Linked DNA regions of Homo sapiens: region 2 is linked to region 1. A link is a loop called in an ENCODE intact Hi-C map of the cell type or tissue named here. Cell type or tissue: sigmoid colon. All regions are shown on one strand. Links, peaks and the distances in the headings refer to the core of each region. The heading gives the core; the rest is flanking DNA. Region 1 overlaps SAP130 (Sin3A associated protein 130). Region 2 has its middle 15 kb from the start of AMMECR1L.

Region 1 (9,229 bases), core at 306-8,305:
ATGTCTGAGAAAATAGAGAAAATAATAGTAATCAAACATATGTAACTTTTAATATTTTGCCATAACTTATCTTTTTTTTTTTTTTAAGAGGCAGGGTCTCGCTCTGTTGTGGCTGGAGTTCAGTGGTGCCATCATAACTCATTGCGGCCTCAACCTCCCAGGCTCAAGCAGTCCTCCTGCTCTTCAGCCTCCAGAGTCGCTAGGACCACAGGCATACACCACCACGCCCAGCTAGTGTTTCTGTTTTTGTAGTTTTGGGGTTTCCCTATGTTAACTAGGCTGGTGTCAAATTCCTGGGCTCAAGCGATCTTCCTGCCATGGCCTCCCAAAGCACTGGGATTATAGGCGTGAGTCACCACGCCTAGCCAGTTCTTTCTTATGCCTATTCAAATATACAGTTCAGACTCTAGTGTTTTTTCTTTTTTTTCCCCTTTCAGCCTTTACACTTTTGTATTCCAGAACTTCTAGTCCCTCTGTTGCCCAGGCTGGAGTGCCAGTGTTACAATTATAGCTCATTGCAACTTCAGACTCCTGGGCACTAGTAATTCTCCTGCCTCAGCCTCCTTAGTAGCTGGAACTACAGGTGTATGCCAGTGCACCTGGCTAATTAAAAAAAATTTTTTAAGAAATGGGGTCTTACTATTTTGCCCAGGCTGGTCTCGATCTCCTGGCCTCAGATGATTCTTCCGCCTCAGCTTCCCAAACTGCTGGGAATTTATAGGCATGAGCCACTGTGCCCAACTCAATATTTTCATTTCTATAGGTTGAAAATCCCAAGTATACAATTTCTCATCTGAGAATATAAGAGTAAAAACCAAAATGTTTTTGTTTTTGTCTTCTCTCACTCAACAACAACACAGAAACTTCTGTGACCTTTGGTTAGTAAGAAGTGGGGAAGGATTTCTCCCCAGCAACCAACCAATCAGTTTTGCAGAAGACACCAGGTGGGTGCCCTCCAATTCAATTATGACACTTGGAGATAGTGTCAGATCTCACAGGTTGAGGGCTCAGTCCCACAAGACTGCACCCAACTTTCTTTTTTTTTTTTTTTTTTTTTATTATACTTTAAGTTCTAGGGTACATGTGCACAATGTGCAGGTTTGTTACATATGTCTACATGCGCCATGTCGGTGTGCTGCACCCATTAACTCATCATTTACATTAGGTAGATCTCCTAATGCTGTCCCTCCCCCTCCCCCCACCCCATGACAGGCCCTGGTGTGTGATGTTCCCCTTCCTGTGTCCAAGTGTTCTCATTATTCAATTCCCACCTATGAGTGAGAACATGCGGAAGACTGCACCCAACTTTCAACGCCAAATGCAAGCCCCAGGTGGTTTTACTTGTTCTTCTGACCAGCTAGTTCCCATGCATAAGTTTGATTAATTTGCTAGAACAGCACACAGAACTCAGGAAAACACTTTACGTACACTAACCTATTTTCATAAAGGCTATTACAGAGGATGCAGATGACCAACCAAATGGAACAGAAGCATAAGGCCTGGGAGAAGGGACATGAAGCTTCCATGGCCTCTCCAGGCACGCCTGCCCTCCAGGAATTTCCACGTGCTAGCTATCCCAGAAGCTCCTGAACCCAGTCTTTTAGAGTTTTTATGGAAATTCCATTTATACAGGAATGGTTGATTAGGCATTGGCCATTAGTAATCAGCTCAACCTCAGTCCCTCTCAATTACAACTGTAGCTAAAGAGAAAGAAAAGAAAAAAAAACAGAAAAATAACAACTCCAAAGACAACATATATATTAAGGAATTCTGGGAGAAAAGATACATTAATATTATGAAAATTGGTTGTGCTATGACGATATGACTTTGAGTTCTTTAAAGTGTTATTTTCTTAGTTAATTTTATTACTGCTTATAAAAACTTGGGAGCAGGACATACAGTATATCTTTAAAACCTGATTTCCATTTAAAATTGCTTTGTTAAACTTTAAAGTCAAGGAATAGAGTATTAGAGCTGGGTGTGGTGGCTCACACCTGTAATCCCATCACTTTGGGAGGCCGAGGCAGGCGGATCACTTGAGTTCAGGAGTTGGAGATCAGCCTGGGCAACATGGTGAAACCCCATCTCCACAAAAAAATACAAAAATTAGCCTGGCATGGTGGCACACACCTGTAGTCTCAGCTACTCGGGAGGATGAGGTGGGAGAATCCCTCGAGCCCAGAAGACAGAGGTTGCGGTGAGCCAAGATCACGCCACTTCACTCCAGCATGGGTAACAGAGTGAGACCCTGTCTCAAAATTTTTTTAAAATTAAAAATTTAAAAAAAGGAAATAGAGTATAAATTGTGCAGTGTGCTGGACAGAAATAATTGGACAAATACTCATCCTCTGAGATGTTGTAGATGAAGGCAGTTTTTTTCTTATTTGCTACATGTGCTTTTCTTTTGTGTTTTAGTGCCAAACCCAAGTCTGAAATCCACGTGTCTATGGCCACTCCGGTCACTGTGTCCATGGAGACTGTATCCAATCAAAATAATGATCAGCCTACCATTGCCGTCCCTCCAACTGCCCAGCAGCCCCCACCGACCATTCCAACTATGATTGCAGCAGCCAGTCCCCCGTCACAACCAGCCGTTGCCCTTTCAACCATTCCTGGAGCGGTCCCCATCACTCCACCCATCACCACCATTGCAGCTGCACCACCTCCATCAGTCACTGTGGGTGGCAGTCTTTCCTCCGTCTTGGGCCCTCCCGTTCCTGAAATTAAAGTGAAAGAAGAAGTAGAACCAATGGATATCATGAGGCCAGTTTCTGGTAAGTCCGTCCATAGAATACTCTCCATTGGCAATTGCCTCTTCCCCTTCCCTAATTCTCCTCCAGCATCCAGATTCTTCTGTAACCCTCAGCCAAGACTCCCTGATAACCCATTTTAGATGTTGCATGTCATTAGTTTTTGATAAGTAGAAGAAAGCAGTAAACTCATTGTGAAAAGTAAAACTACTTTGCTTCCCTTTTGTAATAAAGTTTAATTTCTGGCCAAAATCATGAAAGAGATTAATATTTCCCCATGGATATCCTTCAACATAGTTTCCTTCCATGCCTAGTAGTATTAAGAAAGTAGTATTAAGAAAATACTACTATGTAAAAGGAGGCACAATATGGCTTTAGTACTATTTATTCCAAGTTTCATTGCCTTGTTATACAATCAAGTAAGATTTGTGTTGCTGAAAAACCTATATGTGATTAGTAAAATCTTAAAACAATTCATTTCTCCCTTTACCACTTCATCTTAACTCCAAACTTCCGGTTTGAGAAAGTCAAGTCACTTGAGAGGTTTTCTTTCTTTTTTTTTTTTAATAATTTATGTGGAATTTTGTTTTTCCTACAAAAGTAACATATTCAGTATACAAACTGTGTGAAGTATAAACAAATCCAAAGAAGAAAGCAAGTTATTTGTGCTCTGGTACCCAGTATTACCTGCTATTTCAGTGAGAAGTCCTCCATTTCTTTCTCATGCTGTTTGCCCGATAGAGGTGTGATTGTGCTGTGTCTGTAGTTTTTTTAATCTACTGTTTATTTATTCATCTGTTTATTCTGCCATGAAATCTCTTTCTGTGGGTATATTTACCCTTGGCACTTTCTTCAAAAGATACCATGAGTAATCCAGAAGGGAAAAATGAAGCACCCTCAGTTATGCTACTCACCTGCTCTTTTTCGCTGGTTCCCTTTACCTCTCTGTGCTAGGAAACTGCCTGTAATCCTACCTCAACCTATAGGAGTCTATTCCAGGAATTGTTCTGGGCACTGACGATGCAACTTTGTGTAAGACAAATGCAGCTTTATCCTCTTAGGTCTTACATTCTAGCAAGGGAGACAAAAGCAAAAAGATGACTAAATTATATATGTATGTATGTATGTATATATATGTTTGGGTGATAAGTTCTATGGAGAAACAAAGCAGGGACAAAATATAAGGAAAGCTGTAGCCAGGGCTGGAATGTGTGTAAAGAGTTTTAGGAGAAAGCCTCACTGAGGAAGTGACCATTGAGTAGAGACATTAAAGAAATGAAGTTCCTGGCCATGAGGATATCCGGGGAAAGGGTATTCCAGGCCAGAGAGCAGTAAGTACAAAAATCTTGAGATAGGAGCATGCGTGATGTGCTCAAAATATAGCAAAGAACCAAAGGTCGCTGGAGCTAAGTAATAAGGGGAGTGGCAGGCAGCAGGATCAGATCATGGTAGAACAGGGCCCACAGGCTGTTGTAAAGGTTTTGGCTTTGCTGGGGTTGGCAGGGAGCTGTTGGAGCAGAGCAGGGAGTGTGAGCAGAGCAGTGCCAAGCACTCACTTAGGACTGAAGATAAACACTCTGGCTGCTGGGGAAAGAACAGACTCTGGGAACAGGGATGGAATCGGGGAGACCTGTCAAGCGGCTGTTGCATTAATTGCCAGGAGCAATGAAGGCTCAACCAGGGTAGTAGTAGCGGAAGTGGTGTGAGGTGGTAGGATTCTGTTTATGTTTTTAAGGTAGAGCTAAGAGTGTGTAATGATTGGATGTTGAGTGTGAGAGAACAGTATCTGGGACAATTTCCAAGATTTTTGGCCTTAGCAACTGGAAGCCATAGAGTTGCCATTGGCTGAATTAGGAAAGCCTGCAGGAGGACCATGTTTTGTAGGGAAAGATTAGGAGTTTAGTTTTTGATAGGGTAAGTTTCAGATGTCTGTTAGACATTTCAAATGTAGACATCAAATAAATAGTTGGATCTATGAGGCTGGCTTTTGGAATAGAAAATGAAGTTGCAGATACAAATTTGGGAGTTGTCATTATATATATAAATTGTATTTAAAGTCATGAGCCTGGATGAGTCGTTCACATCACCTAGGGAATGAATGTTGATAAAGACAGAAGCAGTCCATGATCTAGTCTTAGGATGGTGTTGTGCTATCATGAGATGGGGGAGGAAGTAAAGTCCAGCAAAGGAGGCTGAATGGAGGGAACACAGGGTAGGAATATCACTTATAGTATGTGGTGTCCTGGAAGTTGCAAGAACAAAAATATTTCAGAGAGGAGACAATGATCAGGTGGATCACATGCTCTTGAGAGATCAAGGAAGATGAGGTCTGAGCAGTGACCTTTGGATTTGGCAAACAGAAGTCACAGAGGTCTTGAGAAAAGCAGTTTTTCTGTAATGATGGGGTAAAAGCATGACTGGGGGCAAGTTCAGGAGAAAGCCAGGAGAGATAGAGACATTATATATAAACAGCACGTTTGAGGCATTTGTTCTAAAGGAAGAGAAAAAAGGTGTTTGAAGTGACATGATGTCAAGAAGATTTTTTTTTTTTTTTTTTTTAAGATGGAGTTGTGCTCTTTTGCCCAGGCTAGAGTGCAGTGGCGTGATCTTGGCTCACTGCAACCTCTGCCTTCTGGTTTCAAGCAATTCTCCTGCCTCAGCCTCCTGAGTAGCGGGGATTACAAGCACCTGCCACCACACCCAGCCAATTTTTATATTTTTAGTAGAGATGGGGTTTCACCATGTTGGCCAGGCTGGTCTCGAACTCCTGATCTTATGATCTGCCCGCCTCAGCCTCCCAAAGTGCTAGGGTTATGTGAGCCACCACACCTGGCCAAGAAGAAGATTTTTTTAAGATGGGACAAATAAGAGTTTTGTATGTTAATAGGAATGATCCAGTAGAGTGAGAAGAATTGATGATGCAGGAGAAAGTTGTGAATTCCTGGAGCACTGTTTGAGGAGGCGAGAGTGGGTGGGATTTGTGTGTAGCTGAAGAGTTTGGCCTTTGCTGAAAGCATGGAGAGAAGGAGAATATAGGGACACAGTGGAGATGGGGAGATAAGGTGGTGGGACTTGATGAACATGTTCTTGTGATTGCATCTATCTTTTTCAGTAAAATAGAAAGCAAGGCCATCCACTGAGAGTACAGATGGTGGAGGAGGCATCGAGTGTTTGAGGGAGAAGAAGGTGTGAAGTAGTCATCCCAAGAGAGACTGGACTTAACAGATAGGGTTGTCCAAGTGAGGCCAGTCAGCATGGTAGTGTGTCTCCCTCTGGCGACATTCAGTTGCGTAGGTGCAGACTGGTTGGAGAACAGGATTTAACCTCTTGGCCTTTTGCTAAATGAGCACAGTAAAGCAAGAAAAGGAAGGGACAATGAAGGAAGAAAAGGAATACAGTGATTATAGGGTTCAGACCTAGCGATGGGGGAGGATAGACATGAGAGGGATGAGTGACTGCAGGAACATGGTCGGATGAACAGGTTCCTTGTAGGCCTAAGAAGTGCTGGAGGCTGAGTACCGAGGGGAGGAACCTAGAAAGGGAGTTGGATTTACCTAGGGAGTTGGATGCTAGAAATTCAGATTGGGTGTGAGGCAGTTTCTATTTAATGGTGACAGGAAAGTTTAGGGTATGACTGTTGGGAGTGGGCAGCAGAGTGGGTAGAGGAAAATAGGGCAAGTATGTGGTAGAGTGAAAATAAGAGTTAAGGTGAGCCCTTAACATGATTTTTAAATTCCTAGATGTATGATTCATACAAGCTCAAGCAAATGTTTACGTCCTCACAACACATGCTTTTTATCTGGAGGTAGCACACTGCGGTCGGTGAGAGTGCAAGCTCTGAAGCCAGACTGCCTCTGTCAATCCCAGCTTGCCCACTTCATACTTGTGTGACTTGTGCCATATTTTCTCATCTGTGAATTGGAGGATAATAATAATGCCTACTTATTCAGATGATTTTTACGATAATGAGTTAATAGGTTACCTGCTAGGCATTTATGTTTAAAAAGTGTGAAAAATAGTAGCTTAACTCATAAGGTCCTGTTATCTCCTTTGGAGCAAGTCCTGAGGCAAACAGTTCAGGGATGGTGTGTGGACTTCATCAAATTATTAGAAAGCCAGGCTCCTTCCACCTCTTTGCTCCACCACCCCTAGGATTTGACCTTCATGCTCTTAATTCAGGACAGCTGCTGATGCTGCAGCCATCTCGTCTGAGTTCCAGGATCACAGAAAGAAGACAAGGAGATCACACCTGCTCTCTCTCTCCCTCCTGGAAATTTGCTAAAAGTGCTACAAAACACTTCTACTTCCATCTTAGATGACCACACCTGTAATGGAGGCTAGGAAGTACATTCTTTAGCTGAATATCATTGTGTCCTTGTCAAAGGACGTCCTGGACCTAAGGAAGATGAAGATATGGGCTATAAGGGAGGAGTTTGCAGCTTCTGCCACAGAGTGCTTAGCACAGTGCCAGACACATAGGAAGACAATAAATGTTGGTGCTCTGTGCTGTCTTCTTAATCATCTTTGTTGGAAGGAAGGAAGTGAAACTTTCTGTTATCTTTGAGTTCTTACAGATATGTGTGCTCCTTTTCCTATGACAGCAGTTCCTCCACTGGCTACCAACACTGTGTCTCCATCTCTTGCATTGCTGGCAAACAACTTGTCCATGCCTACAAGTGACCTACCACCTGGTGCCTCCCCAAGGAAAAAGCCTCGAAAGCAACAGCATGTGATCTCAACAGAAGAAGGTGACATGATGGAGACAAACAGCACTGATGATGAGAAGTCCACTGCCAAGAGTCTTCTGGTGAAGGCTGAGAAGCGCAAGTCTCCTCCCAAGGAGTATATTGGTAATGGTCACAGGCTGACTTGTGTTATGATGCTTCCCAATAAAGTCAGAGTCCAACCCAGAGGCTCGTTACATAGTCAGCCTCACTCGTACCTCACTTACTGGAAATGAACTTTGAGGATTGTTGACAGTGTTACTAAGTTGTTTAATGTCTTCTCTTTAACAGATGAGGAAGGTGTGAGATATGTCCCAGTGCGTCCAAGACCCCCCATTACTTTGCTTCGTCACTATCGGAACCCCTGGAAAGCTGCTTACCACCACTTTCAGAGGTACAGTGACGTCCGGGTCAAAGGTTAGTTTCCCCAGAAACACTTGATATTAATGCATGAAATTGGTGTAAACTTAATTAAAATAGAAGAGAAAAACAGAACCACAATTTTCCGGTTTCAAAAAAACCATAAGTTTTTGTTACAAAATCTTGAGGCTTTAGTGTTTAAGTATATCCTGTAGAATATAAAACCTAGAAAATTACCCTTTGCCCTAGCAAGCTGTGTGTATTTATTGGAATTGCAGTTTAATGGTTAAGTGACAGCCTTGGTTTTTGTAAAACCCACATGTTAACAGCTCCCAAAGTACTGATAGAGGATACCTGTGGCTTCCAGAGTCATTGTGGAAGAGCTGTACTGGGTTACTGTGTAACACAGTTCTCAGTCCACAGTAGTTCCTAAGATGCTAAAAATACGCATGCATTGTAAGCATTTCTGCCAAAAGATCTTTTGTTTAACAAATATGCAACGCTCTTGGAGTGGTCTAAGGTAAGCCCTCAATGAATGTTCTGTTGTTCTGGTGGAACCTGAGAATAACATTTTAATAAACCCACATATGATTGAAAATGCTGATAGTACTTTGCAAATACCTGCAAATATTTCTACGGATGGACTTTAAGTGCCATTAATCTCAAATATAATATATGTACAAAGAAATGTGAGCCTCTAGATAATTGGTCACATTTCCCATTCTCTTACATAAATCCCATTTGGAAACTGCTCTAAGGGTTTTCTTGAAGGCTCAAGATGAGTCTAACTTGGATGGAGTACTGACTAAGTAAGCAGAGGTGGACATGCTAACAGTTCAGTTTCTGAATGGAATTACAGAGGCGGCTACATTTCCCAGCTTTTCTTCCTCACAAGTGTACTCTGAGGTTTGGAAAGAGGGTGAGATTTCCAGAGGTCAAGGAGTGTTGCCTTTTAGTGGAAGTAGGATATGAACCACTAAACATCTCTTCATGCCACAAGAATTCCATAGAAAAAATATTTAGGAATTTGCCTGGTAGCATTTCAAGCCACACTACAAGAGTCTAAATGCTTATTGGGACTCGCTCTTCAAAAACTATCTCAAGAAAGATAACTTGACAGCTGAAAGGTTTATGATCCCTAAATCTTCTGTTTCAATATATTCATACTAACCTCCTTTACACAGTGCCTCTTGACTATGAAACTTTAGTGCAGCTATTTTGCCTCACCTATAAAATAACATAAATTATATATAAATACATCAAGATAGACTAAAACTCACAGGAGGCCAGGCGCGGTGATTCACGCCTGTAATCCCAGCACTTTGTGAGGCCGAGGCGGGCGGATCACTGGAGGTCAGGAGTTCAAAATCAGCCTGGCCAACATGGTAAAACCCT
Region 2 (9,229 bases), core at 432-8,431, 52 kb after region 1:
TGTGATCCACCCGCCTCAGCCTCCCAAAGTGCTGGGATTACAGGTTTGAGTCACCGCGCCTGGCCGGCAAATTGTGTTTTATACAATGTTATGTCTCATAGGGTTTGTCCTATCATGGGACCACCCTGGTGTCATTTTTTCTAGCGGAAGTGCCTGAGCCTCACTCAGTGGGTCTGGTTATGCTTGTTGTTCTTGACGGACCTGCCTCCCCACCCAAATTCACATGTGGCATTCCCAGCCCTAGTACCCCACTGTGTGATTGTATTTGGAGACGGGGCTTTAAAGAGATAAGTAAGGTAAAATGAGATCATGTGAGCGGGTAGTCCAGTGTAGCTGGTGGCCTTGTAAGCAGGGGCGATTAGGACACAGACACCACACAGATCCAAGGGTGACTGTGTGAGGAACAGCAAGAAGGTGCCAGCTGCAAACCGAGGGCAGAGGCCTCGGGAAAAACCGACCTGCCGAGACCTTTCTCTTTTACTTCCAGTTTCAGCACAGTGAAAAAAATAAATTTCTGCTGGTTAAACCACAGTAGCAAATGAATACACCTGTCAGATCCAACATCAGTGTTTTCCTGTCAGCTTGCCTAATATTTGCCAGATGCTGTGAGCCCAGCACTGGGTGCCTATGAACACCAGCTCAGCTTGGGTTCGGGAGCGCTGCCCTCCCACGGGGCCATGAGTTGGATCACATCTCTCACGTTCCCCTGTTTTACCTCCGCTTTCACTGGGCTTTTTTGGTTTTACTTTTTTTCACTGTCCGTAGACAGCTACTCCCTCCAATTAGTTGGACTACTCCACAATTTGCTTCTTTTTTTCTTTTTTTTGAGACAGAGTCTCACTCTGTCACCCAGGCTAGAGTGCAGCAGTGCAATCTTGGCTCACTGCAACCTCCGCCTCCCGGGTTCAAGCGATTCTCCTGCCTCAGCCTCCCGAGTAGCTGGGATTACAGGCACACACTACCAGCCCGGCTAATTTTTGTATTTTTTTTAGAGATGGGGTTTCACCATGTTGTCCAGGCTGGTCTTGAACTCCTGACCTCAGGTGATCCGCCTGCCTCAGCCTCCCAAAGTGCTGGGATTACAGGCGCGGGCCACCGAGCCCGGCCCCCACAATTTATTTCTAAGTGAAAGGAGCAAGTGGGGATTGTTGCCATCACCTGCCCTTGGCTTGTGCATGCACTGTCACATCCCCTGCCTCCAACTTAACTCCAGAGTCCGGAGCCCAGAGCACCCTGCTTCTCCTTCCAGAGTGCTGCAGGCTCTGGGCTCTTCTCATTCTGGCAGGAAGACAGGTTCTCATACAGGCACAGCATTTCTTCCTAGAGCACTTCCTTTTGTTTTTAGAGACAGGGTCTCACTCTCTTACCCAGTCTGGAGTGCAGTGGCACAATCATAGCTCACTGTAGCCTCGGACTCCTGGGCTCAAGCAATCCTCCCGAGTAGCTGGGACTATAGGCGCACACCACCACGCCTGGCTAATTTTTAAATTTTTTTGGAGAGATGAGGTCTTATTATTTTTCCCAGGCTGGTCTTGAACTTCTGGTCTCAAGTGATCCTCCTGCCTTGGCCTCCCAAAGTGCTGGGATTGCGGATGTGAGCCGTCATGCCTGGCAGAGCACTTCTTTTAACTTCTTTCTTTTTAAACTATTATAAATGTATGCCCATTATAGGAATTGAGAGGACAAATAAGTCTCTTAAAACCTTATGCAGGGATAAACACTAGTAATATCTTATCATCACTCATAGCAATAGAGCTGCTATTACTTGTTATGTGTGCAGCCAACACTGTTGTGATGTTCTGTCTCCATTACCATCTGTACCCATTTTTCAGGTGCGAATACTGAGACTTATTGTGGGGAACTGACTTGCCCCAAGTCATACAACTAATAAAATTGCAGAGATGGGACTTTGATCTTGGGTCTCCACAAAGCCCTTGTTTGTGGCCATTATTCTGTTTCCTTCTGTCTCTTTAAAATATGTAAATGGCCGGGCATGGTGGCTCACACCTGTAATCCCAGCACTTTGGGAGGCCAAGGCAGCCCGAGTGCTTGAGCCCAGGAGTTCAAGACCAGCCTGGGCAACATAGTGAAACCCCATCTTTACAAAAAATTTAAAAAATAGCCAGGTGTGGTGGCGCATGCCTGTGGTCCCAGCTACTCGAGAGGCTGAGATGGGAGGATCACTTGAACCTGGGAGGCAGAGGTTGCAGTGAGCCAAGATTGGCCACTTCAGCCTGGGAGACACAGCCAGATCCTGTCTTTAAAAAAATAAATAAATAAAAATAAAGTGTATATATGCCTTTTTTCTTTTCTTTTCTTTTCTTTTTTTTTTTTTGAGAAAGTCTTGCTCTGTCACCCAGGCTGGAATGCAGTGGCGTGATCTTGGCTCACTGCAACCTCCACCTCCCAGGTTCAAGCGATTCTCCTACCTCAGCCTCTCAAGTAGCTGGGATTACAGGCGCCGGCCACCACACACAGCTAATTTTTGTATTATTAGTAGAGACGGGGTTTCACCACGTTGGCCAGGCTGCTCTTGAACTCCTGACCTCAGGTGATCCGTCCGCCTCGGCCTCCCAAAGTACTGGGATTACAGGTGTGGGCCACCGTGCCCAGCCATATATGCCTTTTTTTATAGTTGTGATAAAACTGTACATAAATTTTTTTATTCTTTCTTGACTGAAACTTACATCAAAGACACAGTTTTCCATATCATGGAATGAGTCTTTCCAGCATAATTTTTGATGGCTGAATAAAGTGATGGAGGGAACACTTGTAATATCCTTGAGGGTTTTTTATTATGTTTTTTTCTTTGGGGCTTTATTCCTCTCTCTTTTGTTAGCTGACTCCTTTTCGGTTAAGGGGAAGCTCAGCCACATAGTTTTTCTTGAACTTGAGAGATTGTTTTGGGTGTATTCTGGGGTTCCCTTCTCATCCGGTAATAGCCAAGCCAACTTGAGAAATGGCTGGCAGGCAGAGTGGGGTGCACGCCGGGTGGCATCCTGTGCTGATGTGCCAGTGTCCACCCCAGGGGCTTTCAGAGTGACACGTGTGTCATTCCTCACTATGCCAGGACATCGGGCACCAGGCAAGTCTGCCCCAGCCACAAGCCATAGGAACCATTTCTCAGGAGCCCCCAGGTGCCAGAGAGCCAGAAGCCGCACCCTTCTCCTTCCTCCACTCAGGAGGCCTGACTGTTTTTTTTTTTGAGACATAGTCTCAGTATGTCGCCCAGGCTGGAGTGCAGTGGCGCGATCTCGGCTCAGTGCAACCTCCGACTCCTGGGTTCAAGCGATTCTCCTGCCTCAGCCTCCCAAATAGCTGGGATTACAGGCACCCACCACCACACCTAGCTAATTTTTGTATTTTTAGTAGAGACGGGGTTTCACTATGTTGGCCAGGCTGGTCTTGAACTCCTAACCTTGTGATCCACCCGCCTTGGCCTCCCAAAGTGCTGGGATTGCAGGTGTGAGCCACTGCGCCCGGCCTACTGTTGGGTATTCATATTTGGAGTCCACAGAAGATTTTTTTTGAAAAGAGGATTTTGCTGCTCAGGAGTTAAAAACCCTAAATTTTTTTTATTATTATACTTTAAGTTCTAGGGTACATGTGCACAACGTGCAGGTTTGTTACATATGTATACATGTGCCATGTTGGTGTGCTGCACCCATTAACTCATCGTTTACATTAGGTATATCTCCTAATGCTATCCCTCCCCCCTACCCCCACCCCACGACAGGCCCTGGTGTGTGATGTTCCCCACCCTGTGTCCAAGTGTTCTCATGTTCAATTCCCACCTATGAGTGAGAACATGCGGTGTTTGGTTAAATACCCTAAATTTAATCCAATTCCTTTATTCTACAAATGAGGAGACTGAGACCAGAGCTGGAAAGAGTCTTATTTGAAGGCAAAGCAGCAAAGCTCGGGCACAAATCCAGGCCTCCTGACGTGAAGGCCAGAGCTGTCTGTGCCAGAGCTGAAATTTCCCAGGAGTTCTAGAAGCAAGGCTTCCAGAGAGTGACTAGCATCGGCAGGCCCTGAGGATATGTTCTAAATAGAGCACTGGGGAAATTAAATGGGAGTGCAGAATTGGAGAGTCACAAGTCTAGAATGAGGGTCTCTTCTCCGTAGCGAACAGTGGCCATTTTCATTTCCAAAGCTGTCTTGGCCATCCTGGGCTGCTTTAACAAAATCCTGCAGACTGAATGGTCAAGCAACAGGCATTCGTTTCTTGCAGTTCTGGGGGCCAGCAATCCAAGATCAGGGCACTGGCCAACTTGGCTCTGCTGAGGACCCTCTTCCTGGCTTGCTGGCAGCAGCCTTCTCCCTGTGTCGTCACAGGGCAGGACTGGGGTGGGGATATCTCCCTTCCTCTTCTTTTTTTTTTTTTTTTTTTAGGTGGAATCTCACTTTGTTGCCTAGGCTAGGCTGGAGTGCAGTGGTTCAACCTCGGCTCACTGTAACCTCCGCCTCCCCGGTTCAAGCGATTCTCCTGCCTCAGCCTCCCAAGTAGCTGGGATTACAGATGCAAGCCACCATGCCTGGCTAATTTTGTATTTTTAGTAGAGACAGGGTTTTGCCATATTGGCCAGGCTGGTCTTGAACTCCTGACCTCGTGATCCACCCACCTTGACCTCCCAAAGTGCTGGTATTACAGGCATGAGCCACTGCACCCGGCCACTCCTTCCTCTTCTTATAAGGCTACAATCCTGTCAGATTAGAGCTCCACCCTGATGGCCTCATTTAACCTTAATTACCTCCTGAAGATCCTACCTCCAGATACAGTTGCACTAGGGTCTAGGGCTTTAACCGACAGATTGTGTGGTGCTGGGAGACACAATTCAGTCCATAACAGCAGCTCATGCTTCTCAAACCTTGGTGGCTTTAGAATCCCCTGGACAGGCCGGGCGCGGTGGCTCACACCTGTAATTCCAGCACTTTGGAAGGCCAAGGCAGGTGGATCGCTTGAGCCCAGGAGCTCAAGACCAGCCTGGGTGACATAGTGAGACCCTGTGTCTATATAAAATTATGTGTGTGTGTATATATATATATATATATATATATATATATACATAATATGTTTTTGCCATGCGCGGTGGCTCAAGTCTGTAATCCCAGCACTTTGGGAGGCCAAGGCGAGCAGATCACCTGAGGTTGGGAGTTCAAGACCAGCCTGGCCAACAAGTTGAAATCCCGTCTCTACTAAAAATACAAAAAAATTAGCCAGGCATGGTGGCATGTGCCTGTAATCCCAGCTATTCAGGAGGCTGAGGCAGGAGAATTGCTCGAACCCGGGAGGCGGAGGTTGCAGTGAGCCAAGATCATGCCACTGCACTCCAGCCTGGGCAACAGAGCAAAGCTCCATCTCAAAAAAAAAAAAAAAAAGGAAAGAATAATGATTACACATTGTTTTGAGCTCATGATCCTTGGCCGCAAGGATTAATAGTAGGGTGGCACCAGCCCAAGGTTACACAGGCAGTTGCTGCCTAGATGTCCCTGCAGAAGTATCTTTTGTGCAAGATCGCAACAGTCTTTGTGCAATGCTGTGGTTTTTGCAGTCTTTTTTCTTAAAAAAAAAAAAAAAATACAGATGAGGTCTCACCATGTTGGCCAGGCTGGTCTCATACTCTAGGCTTCAAGTGGTCCTCCCACCTTGGCTTCCCAAAGTGCTGGGATTACAGGCGTGAGCCACCACGCCCAGGCTTGCAGAGTCTTTCGTGATAGTTTTTGTTATCAGGCAGACAAGCTTGAACCCTCTCTTCATAGCCTTCTCTGATTCTATGTGTCAGGGTTTTCCAAAACACAGGTGACTTCATTTTTATCCTGACAACTTTCACAAAACTAAAATCGGTATTAATAAAAGAAAACATAATGTATCAATTTTTATAACCTTCTTTAAAAAAGCCTTTTGATTGATGACCAGGTGTGGTGGCTCACGCCTATAATCCCAGCACTTTGGGAGGCCGAGGCAGGCAGATCATCTGAGGTCAAGAGTTTGACACCAGCCTGGCCAACATGGTGAAATCTCATCTCTACTAAAAATACAAAAATTAGCCAGGCGTGGTGGCAGACGCCTATAGTCCCAGTTACTCTGGAGGCTGAGGCAGGAGAATCACTTGAACCCAGGAGGCAGAGGTTGCAGTGAGCCAAGATCATGCCACTGTGCTCCAGCCTGGGCAACAGAGCAAGACTCCATCTCAAAAAGCCTTTTGAATCAATGCATGAATGAACAAGCAGATGCTCAAACACATCTTCAATCTTGCCTCTTTTCCTGTAATAAAAGAATTCAAGGGGGGTATTTATTTATCTATTTATTTTGAAGCAGGGTCTCGCTTTGCCTCCCAAGCTGGAGTGCAGTGGTGCAATCATGGTTCACTGCAGCCTGGAAGTCCCAGACTCAAGCAAATCTCCCACCTCAGCATCCCCTGGTAGCTGAGACTACAGGTGCACACCACCACACCTAAATTTTCTGTAGAGATAAGGTCTCCCTATATGGCCTATGCTGGTCTCAAACTCCTGGGCTCAAGCTATCCTCCTGCCTAGGCCTCCGAAAGTGCTGGAATTACTGGGCTGTGCCGCACGCAGCACTAGCCAGGGTATTTATTTTTTTAGAATCGCTTCTTTTACAATTATGTGATAAGGTATTTAATTAGGATATCTCGGGACAGTTCCCTCCTCCTGCTAAGGTTCCTGAAATAGCTCAAGAAAAGTGTCCCTTTGTAACAAGAATTTGAGGAGTAACTGTCTGCTAAAGTAGTTGAAGTCTATGGGACTGAAGTATAAAATCCAGTGATATAGCTTGTTATAATACAGTAGTTTTAGGGGTGTCAAGGAGGAAAAACTTTTCCTTTCGTCTTAGGTTCAGTGTCTGTGGGCCTGTGGATTAAAATAACAAAAGGCAGATTAACAGGAGAAAAGGCACATAGTTTTGGTTTTGGGTTTTTGTTTTCTTGTTTGCTTGTTTTTTTGAGACGGAGTCTTACTCTGTTGCCAGGCTGGAGTGCAGTGGTGCGATCTCAGGTCACTGCAAACTCCACCTCCCGGGTTCATGCGATTCCCCTGCCTCAGCCTCCCAAGTAGCTGGGACTACAGGCGTGCGCCACCACACCCAGCTAATTTTTTGTATTTTAGTAGAGATGGGGTTTCACCATCTTGGCCAGGCTGGTCTCGAACTCCTGACCTTAGGTGATCCGCCTGCCTCGGCCTCCCAAAGTGCTGGGATTACAGGCGTGAGCCACTCCGCCCGGCAGCACATAGTTTTTATTATTACGTGTAGGGGAATTAACAGAAGTGAAACTCAAAGACGTGGTTATACTGGAGGCTTTATACCCTTTTAACAGAGGAGAGAGGATTTGGGCTTCAAAGATGATAAACTGTGGGAAAGTGACCAGGAAATAGATTGGGGAAGTTAAGGGCTATTTTAATAAGGTCTGTTTATTTAAACTCATCTTGGTGTTGACTTCCTGCCGTCAATGATAAGAGTTGCTCTGCTCTCCCTGGTACAAAGACGAGGCTGGGTGGCCCCACAATTTATATAGCTGCTCCTACCTGATACCGATGCAAGCTACATTTCTTTTGTTTTTCGCTAAGGTTTTTTGTTTTGTTTTGTTTTTGTTTTTTCACTTTTTATTTTGAAATAATTATGGATTCACTGAAAGTTGCAAAGAAACAGCATTTTCAGTTGGTCCCATGGACCAATCCACTTTCTCCCATTGGTTGTATTTTCCATAACTATATCAAAAGCAGGAAATTGACACTGGCAGAGATAGTGTGTATAGTTCAATGTCATTTCATCACGTAGGTAGATCAGGGTGACCACAACTGTGGTCAAAGATCTCCCTTGAGCAATGCCTTTATAGTCACACCTACACCCTCTTCTCCCTACCATCCCTAATTCCTGGCAACCACTAATCTGGTCTCCAAAAATTTTGTCCTTTCAAGAATGTTATATAAAGGCAATTACACCCTTTAGGTCAAAATGGGCTTTTTCACTCAGCATAATGCCCTTGAGATCCATCCAAGTTGTTGGGTTTATCAAGAGTTTATTCCTTCTTGTTGCTGAGTAGTATTCCATGGTGTGGATGTACTGGCTTGTTTAACAACTCACCTGTTGAAGGACATCTGGGCTCTTTCCAGTTTTCCACTATTGCAAATAAAGCTGCTATGAACAATTATGTAAGGGTTTCTGTGCAGACCTAAGTTTTCATTGCTTTGGGATAAGTGTCCAGAGGTGCAACTACCAGGTCATATTGTAGTATATGTTTAGGTTTTAAGAAAATGTTGGCTGGGCAAGGTGGCTCATGTCTGTAATCCCAGCATTTTGGGAGGCCAGTAGTTTGAGACCAGCCTGGGAAACATAGAGAGGCCTCATCTCTACTAAAAGTTAAAAAAAAAAGCCAGGTGTAGTGGTACACACCTGTAGTCCCACGTACTCGGGAGGCTGAGGCAGGAGGATTGCTTAAGCTCAGGAGTTCAAGGCTGCAGTGAGCTGTGATCAAGTCACTGTACTCCAGCCTAGGGGACAGATTGGGACCCTGTCTCAAAAAAAAAAAAAAGAAAAAAAAGACTGGGTGCAGTGGTTCACGCCTGTAATCCCAGCACTTTAGGAAGCTGAGGCATGCGGATTACCTGAGGTCAGGAGTTCCAGACCAGCCTGGCCAACATGGCGAAACCTCGTCTCTACTAAAAATACAAAAATTAGTCGGGCAAGGTGGCACACGCCTGTAATCCCAGTTACTCGTGAGGTTGAGGTAGAAGAATTGCTTGAACCCAGGAGACTGAGGTTGCAGTGAGCCCACATTGCACCACTGCACTCCTGGGCAACACAGTGAGACTCTGCTTCAAAAAAAAAAAAAACAAAGAAAGAAAGAAAAAGCCAAACAATTTTCCAAAAAGGTCGTACCGTCTTCCATTCCCATCAGCTGTCTATGAAGGATCGTTTCTGCACATCCTTGCCAACATTCAGTATTACCAAGGTTTATTTCAGCTGTTCTGAAAGATGTGTAGTAACATCTTAGTGTGATCTTAATTCGCATTTTGCTAATTACTAGTGATGCAACTTTTCACATGCTTAATTTCCTTCCATATGTCCTCTTCAGTGAAATGTCTCTGCAAGCCTTTTGTCCATTCTCTAATTGGATCACTTGTTTTTTTTACTGTCTTCAGAGTTCTTTATATATTGTAGATATGTGTCCTTTATCAGTATTTTCTCTGTAGCCTGTATTTTTGTCCT

Evidence for each region. A loop is a pair of places that touch in the nucleus more often than their neighbours do. Peaks named below come from ENCODE experiments on the same cell type or tissue, not always from the same donor. Only the 100,000 strongest peaks of a DNase experiment are listed, where the experiment ranks them.
Region 2: it touches region 1 in a loop (3-fold over the local background); 8 of 110 quality-filtered maps call a loop at or near these places.

The regions. Positions count from the first base shown.
Region 1 is chr2:127,948,531-127,957,759 of GRCh38, reverse strand. It overlaps SAP130 (Sin3A associated protein 130), which reads left to right. Exons shown (of 21, transcript NM_001330301.2): 16 at 2,416-2,774; 17 at 7,352-7,600; 18 at 7,766-7,891. Among named protein-coding and RNA genes, the nearest start is that of AMMECR1L, 67 kb to the right of the region's middle. In sigmoid colon, for the core only: no CTCF peak of the experiment used is centred there; a DNase peak (open chromatin) is centred at 4,279; H3K27ac peaks cover 435 bases.
Region 2 is chr2:127,896,614-127,905,842 of GRCh38, reverse strand. No RefSeq gene overlaps it. Among named protein-coding and RNA genes, the nearest start is that of AMMECR1L, 15 kb to the right of the region's middle. RefSeq lists an enhancer at 1-37. In sigmoid colon, for the core only: no CTCF peak of the experiment used is centred there; a DNase peak (open chromatin) is centred at 3,942.